2 separate regions of the Mus musculus genome follow, and region 2 is linked to region 1. The links are chromatin loops, found by intact Hi-C in ENCODE. Cell type or tissue: left cerebral cortex. All regions are shown on one strand. Each heading gives the region's core, and the rest is flanking DNA. Links, peaks and the distances in the headings are about the cores only. Region 1 holds the start of Gm16322 (a long non-coding RNA gene). Region 2 overlaps Grik4 (glutamate receptor, ionotropic, kainate 4).

Evidence for each region. Peaks named below come from ENCODE experiments on the same cell type or tissue, not always from the same donor. Only the 100,000 strongest peaks of a DNase experiment are listed, where the experiment ranks them.
Region 2: a loop joins it to region 1, with 6 times the contacts of the local background. A loop is called at or near these places in 2 of 42 quality-filtered maps.

What each region holds. Positions count from the first base shown.
Region 1 is chr9:42,465,108-42,468,014 of GRCm38, forward strand. The region is part of intron 1 of Tbcel (tubulin folding cofactor E-like); the gene reads right to left. Gm16322 (a long non-coding RNA gene) reads left to right here and starts at 1,396. Exons shown (of 8, transcript XR_001779127.2): 1 at 1,396-2,907. In left cerebral cortex, for the core only: a CTCF peak has its summit at 1,627; no DNase peak of the experiment used is centred there.
Region 2 is chr9:42,518,846-42,521,697 of GRCm38, forward strand. It overlaps Grik4 (glutamate receptor, ionotropic, kainate 4), which reads right to left. Exons shown (of 21, transcript NM_175481.5): 21 at 1,567-2,340. The coding sequence ends at 1,984. Among named protein-coding and RNA genes, the nearest start is that of Tbcel, 48 kb to the left of the region's middle. In left cerebral cortex, for the core only: a CTCF peak has its summit at 1,815; DNase peaks (open chromatin) are centred at 1,873 and 2,076; H3K4me3 peaks cover 730 bases; H3K27ac peaks cover 483 bases.

The DNA of each region.
Region 1 (2,907 bases), core at 166-2,665:
TATATATATATACACATACATATATATATATATATATACACACACACATACATACATACACACACCGTGCACACACACACCGCACACACACACATTGTGTGCGCCGGTGTGTGTGTGCACTGTGTGTGTGTGTGTGTGTGTGTGTGTGTGCTCAGTGTGTGTGCTGTGTGTCTGTGCTGTGTGTGTGTGTGTGTGTGCATGCATGTATGTATGAATATTTTGAAACGTGTAAAATTAATCATCACTTCAGCTCACACACCTAAGTGGTTTAAAACAAAAAAAAAACCTTGGGTTTAGGAAGATGGCTCAGTCAACAAAGTGCTTGCTATGCAAGCATGAGTCTACCCAAGTTCCATCTTCATCTCACACACACACACACACACACACACACACACACACACGGGCTTGAGCTGACTAACCAGAGAAGGGTAAAGCTGGCACAGCCATGCCCCGGGAGCTGCCCCTGGAGGATGGAGGCCAATGATGGGAAAGGGCTCGGGCTGGGGCAGTCAGAGTTCTCCACTCTGAAGTGCACTTGACTGCTCTCCTCTCATGTCACCAGTACAGCCCTCAGCATCGCATCCAAATCTACCTCAGCCTCCGTTTTCAATGCTCTGCTCAGACCTCAGTGGCAGTTTCCTCACTGGTATCTCCCAACTTCCTGTGGTCTGTTCAAAGTAAGCCAGATGTATTCTTCAGAGTGCAGGTGACTTCCTTTCTCACTGAGAACGGAACCTAATTCCAACCTCAGGCCCTCTGGGCTCTGCTTTCTGCTCTTTCCCTCCCGCACTTCCTTCCTTTTACTTCTAAGGCTTGCCAAGCTCATTCCACCATTTGCTGATTCTCTGCCGAGTGTTTCATCTCTGTATCCAGGAAGTGCCTCAAATTTAAACACAGATGTCACCTTCTCAGAGGTTGCCTCTGACCACAGTGCCAAACACAGGCACAGCATCAGCATCTCTCCTTCTCTTCCACTCTACAGGGCACTTCTTGTGACCCGTTCGTCTCCACCAGTGAGGCTGTGTCACCTGGCTTCGTGTTACCCACAGCGGAGCCTGGCACACACCAAGTACTGGATGGTTGAATGGAAAACTGAACTTTGAGTGGACACGATGCAGAATCTACTGACGGTGAGATGAAAAGCAAGTGGATTGGAGAGGAACACAGTAGACTGGGGAGGAGAATTAGGAAAATCACTGGGAAAGCATTATTCTAGGAACAACCTTACCACTACCTGCAGTGGTACTTCCGGCCTCATTCCTAAAGATGGTTAATAAACTGCTAATCAACGTTTCACACTCCAGGATCTTTAGTTTTGAAAATGTAACTACTTAAATCTCCTGGGTCTAGGTCTCTCCTTCCATTCCCCTCCTCTCGCCCCATGTCTGTCTCTGTCTCTCTGTCTCTGTCTGTCTGTCTGTCTCTCTGTGTGTGTGTGTGTGTGTGTGTGTTTAATCTACTTAGAGAAAAGCATTGTACTTAAGAAGATGCCTCCAAGATGGCTGAGTGGTTAAGAGCATGTACTATTCCTAAGGAGGACTTGTGCCAGGAGGCTCATGACCACTTGTGACTTGTTCCAGGGGAATCCAATGCCCCCTCTGGACACTCCAGGCACCTGCACTCACAAGCACACACCTACACACAGGCATATATATTTTTTAAAGAGCATGCTTTATTTAGTTCGAGTTCATTATGATCATTAAGCAATTTGCACAAGTTAACCTCTCGATGCCTAAACCAACAGTAAAATGAAGCTATGCATTGCATCTCAGCGCCATGAACATTATGAAATAATGTTCGTTCAATGAAAGTATCTAGTTAAGTAGTTAACATATAGGAAGGAACTAATAGTTATTATTGGGAAGACCAAGAAGGGAAGTCATGGCAAAGGGGCCCCCAAGGGAAGTCAAATCACCGGCGTCCTTACACACAAGAGCTGAACACACAGCCAAGGTTAGCCCTGTGGCCACCAAGAAGTCGGGTGAACACAAAGCTCAAACACAAGGGTGGGGAAGCACTCAGAACAGGAGAGTGTCACTAACTCCGTCAAGGAGTAAGTCACACACAGTATGGCTGCAAAGAAGCCTTCAGAAACTCAGCAGATGGGAAAGGGAGGAAGCTGGTGCAGAGGCAGAAGTGAAGGACAGACGCAGGTAAGGAGGCCGACTGGAGTGTCTGCTGTGCTGTGCTGAGCTGGGCTGGGCTGGGCTGTGCAGAAGGGAGGGGACCGGAAGGTGGATACAGCTGTGGTCCCACCACAGTGGGCTGTGTTTATGAAGTTTACATTCTAGTCGCTGGGCAGTGGGAAAGTGAAAGGAGGGGATTAAACATGCCATTTTGATAGCAATCCTTTTAAAGACAGAAAAGCATCCTAAGTCCTTAATCATTACATCCCGGATCTGTTAACCGAAAATGGCAACTATGATAAGCCTGCACTCCGAAACCATAAAGAATCCCAGTGCTCAGACTGGGCTGGATCTGGCCGCCACCTCATCAACTTGACCAGGAGGACGTTAAGGCACTTGTCTTTACAGCAGCAGAGAACAGCTGTGTTTACCCTGCGCATGTGCTGTGTAGCTTGCCATTACTATCTCATTTAACTCTCACGACACTCATAAAAGGCACTATTGACCCCATTTGAGATCAGAAAACCCAAACAAGGCTTGGGTCATTTGACTAGTGACTGGCAGAGCCAGGATTCCAAGGGAGGCAGACTTCAAAGCCCTAAAATTAAGCCAGCCTGTGCAAATAGGGCACTGCTCAGTTCATTAAACATCATGCACTCAGAAATCCTTTCTGTGTACCTGCTAGAGTTTAAAGCATCATGCGAGGCTGGTGACGCTGAAATTTTACTGGGCAGAACAGCCATGGGCAGAGCACTAAGACATAAATGTCCCCAGCCCCACC
Region 2 (2,852 bases), core at 353-2,852, 54 kb after region 1:
TTACCAGCAAGGGGTCAGTTTAGGACCAGCAGGGCATCTCTTATATGGACCCAGAAGAATTAGGGTTACAACTTGGGCCCCGGGGTGGCAGCTCTAACAAACTATCCTGGCACAGACAGGATGCCAACTTACACAAAAGGCGGCACCAGGGGATTCAGCCCATCTTTAAAAAAAAAAAAGTCTTTATTTTAGGACATTCAGAACAGGAGCCACGTGAAATCAGCTCAGCTCAAGGTGGAGGTGCAGGAGGTGGGAGTTGGTGGCAGCTGTCTCCTCCCCCACCCCCACCCAGTCTCCGAGTTTTCTAAGTTACTATCAGAAATTGCATAGAATTTGCTTTCCATCCGAAAATGACAGCTCTTCATGGAATTCTGAAGTGGTGAGACCAAACCAAGGCCAAGTGGCTCCTTGGGAGCCTTGGCCCTCCCATTGAGAGGGTATTCCCATCAGACCTTGCAAGCCTCCTACTGGCAGGGCAGATCGGTCCGGTCCGAGATACCCTAGGAAAGTATTGCTGACTCCCAGGCTGCAGCAGAGAGGTCAAACAATTCACTCTGAGTCACACAAGGAAAACTACTGACCACACGGAGATCTGAACTCATGGTTCCGGTTCCTAGTTCTTCGGCCGCTGGTGGGCTAAAACCCTCCACTCTCTTCCAGGAACTAGGTTGTTGGCTATTTGCGGTCTGTTTCATAAACACATGCATATATGCTTAGGTTCTCACATGTATAGGAGCATACACACACACACACACATGCACACACACACACACATGCATGCACACACACACACGCAGGCACGCGAGCGTGTGCACACATGCACACACGCATACACACACACACACACAGTTGCATCCAGGTTTCATGTCTAGTACCAAAAAGTGACCCAATACATAAGAGCCTTGTGGGTAGGGCTTCAGAGGCAACTTACTACCAACTTCAGCTAAAAGCAGATCCAGTTGAAGAGTCTATCATACCCGTTGGGCGCCCTGTCTCTCACTTCTCTGAGTAGTGCCTTGCAATGGAAGTCAGGACCACCAAGGTGTGGGGAAATCACACACGCATACACATCTCCTTCTCCTTATACAATACTCTGCATGCTTTAAAGATTCTTTCTTCCTTCTGTTTTCAGAGATGAAAAGGGTAAAGAAAAAGAAAAACCAGATTAATCCTTAGAGCCCCGGGAATTTCAAAGTATCTCCAGGAAGGTTACATTCCTGTTTGTTTGCTTGTATGTTGCATTTAAAAAGTTTGTTTGATGGACTTTCACCCTCTCTCTATGCAGAGGGAGACTACCAAACACCAGTCACTGGGGGGGGGGGGGGAGGAGGGGGGGGGAGTCAGCACCTGAAACCCAGTGCACCTGCAACTCCAAAACCTAAGGGGGAGAGAGAGAGAGAGAGAGAGAGAGAGAGAGAGAGAGAGAGAGAGAGAGAGGTCAGACTTCCATCCCCAAGCACAAGACAAGGGAGCCTTAGAACAGAACCCAGAAGAGACAGGAAAGAAAAAGAAAAAAGAAAAAAAAAAAAACCATGAGAGGAAAGAAAAGGACATCAACAAAAATATACAAATTCAGAAAAGAAAACTTCCCTGTTGAGTTTAATTTTTTTTTCCTGTAAGAACTAGACCCAGGGTACAATGGCCCCTTCCTAGGGGGAATTCAACTGATGACACCATCAATTCTTGGACTGCTCTCTCGGCAGGGCCCCACAACCCAGAATCCACTTATTTGAGTGTGAGGGAAAGGCTCTCTGGGAGGAGATGGGTCCTTGTGCCCACGAGGGACAGCGTCTCTGCCACGTGGGTGCAGTGTCTCATCTCGGATAGGCCGCTCTGCCACAGGGCAGGGAGATCCGCCTCCTGCTGGGGCAGCAGGCTCAGATCGCTTTGTAAAGTCATTGAATCTTGAATCCGGAGAGAAGGAACTTGTAATGTTAGCCCTCCCGCCTCCCCGCCTGGCTCCATGGTCCTTCGCTGCTGCCACTACTCGGGCTCGCTGCTGTTGGTGGTCTTGTCCCACTCCAGGCTCTCCTCGCTGCGCGCTGGCGACGGTCGCGCCCGCAGGCCCTGGAAGCGGCGGCACTCTGGGCACACGCGGATGTGCGTGCAGCCTCGAGCTACTAGGGCGGCCTCCTGTGCCAGTCTCTGCGCCAGCTGGTCTGGCTCCCCGGCGCCACATAGCTTGCCATTGCTGAGCGTCGCTGTGCCTCTGGGTCGGCGCTCCTCCAGGACCGGGGGCTGGGGTGGCAGGCCTCCAGAGCGCCGCCGCCTGGGATGGATATTGTCCTGGCACAGGATGATGTTGCGCAGTTCTGTCACCATCTCCTGACACACAGACACCTGGGGGAGACAGCGGAGGTCACAGATAGCCACTCAGAACCAGCCTCCTGAGTCTCCTTGTGTCTATAGGCATGGAGTGATGGGAGGCTCTCTCTCATCTCCGGTGAGGAGATTAAATGACTTCTCCCCTCTCCTGCTTAAGGCTCAAAAGCCCCCCAACAGCCTTCATGTAACAGCTCTGCCAGATGATGCCCAATCTCTGGTCACCTTCAAAGAGCAATATCAGCATCTTGGGAAAGACAGGATGCCATTTTGACACATTCCCACCAACACTACGTCCTCCCACTCTGCTTAGCTTCTTCTACCACTGAGAAGTTCATCCGATGACCTCAGGGAAATTTGGATCTTGAAACTTACTTAGAACAAACACTCTCTTAAACATCAGTCTGCCTGGTATTTGAAAACATTGTCATGAACAGTTTGTCTTTAGTCCAAAGATGCTTGTGCCTTTTACCCACCATGCCTGATTGAGTTGTTTGAGCTGGAAAGGAACATTCTGGAAATACAGTGAG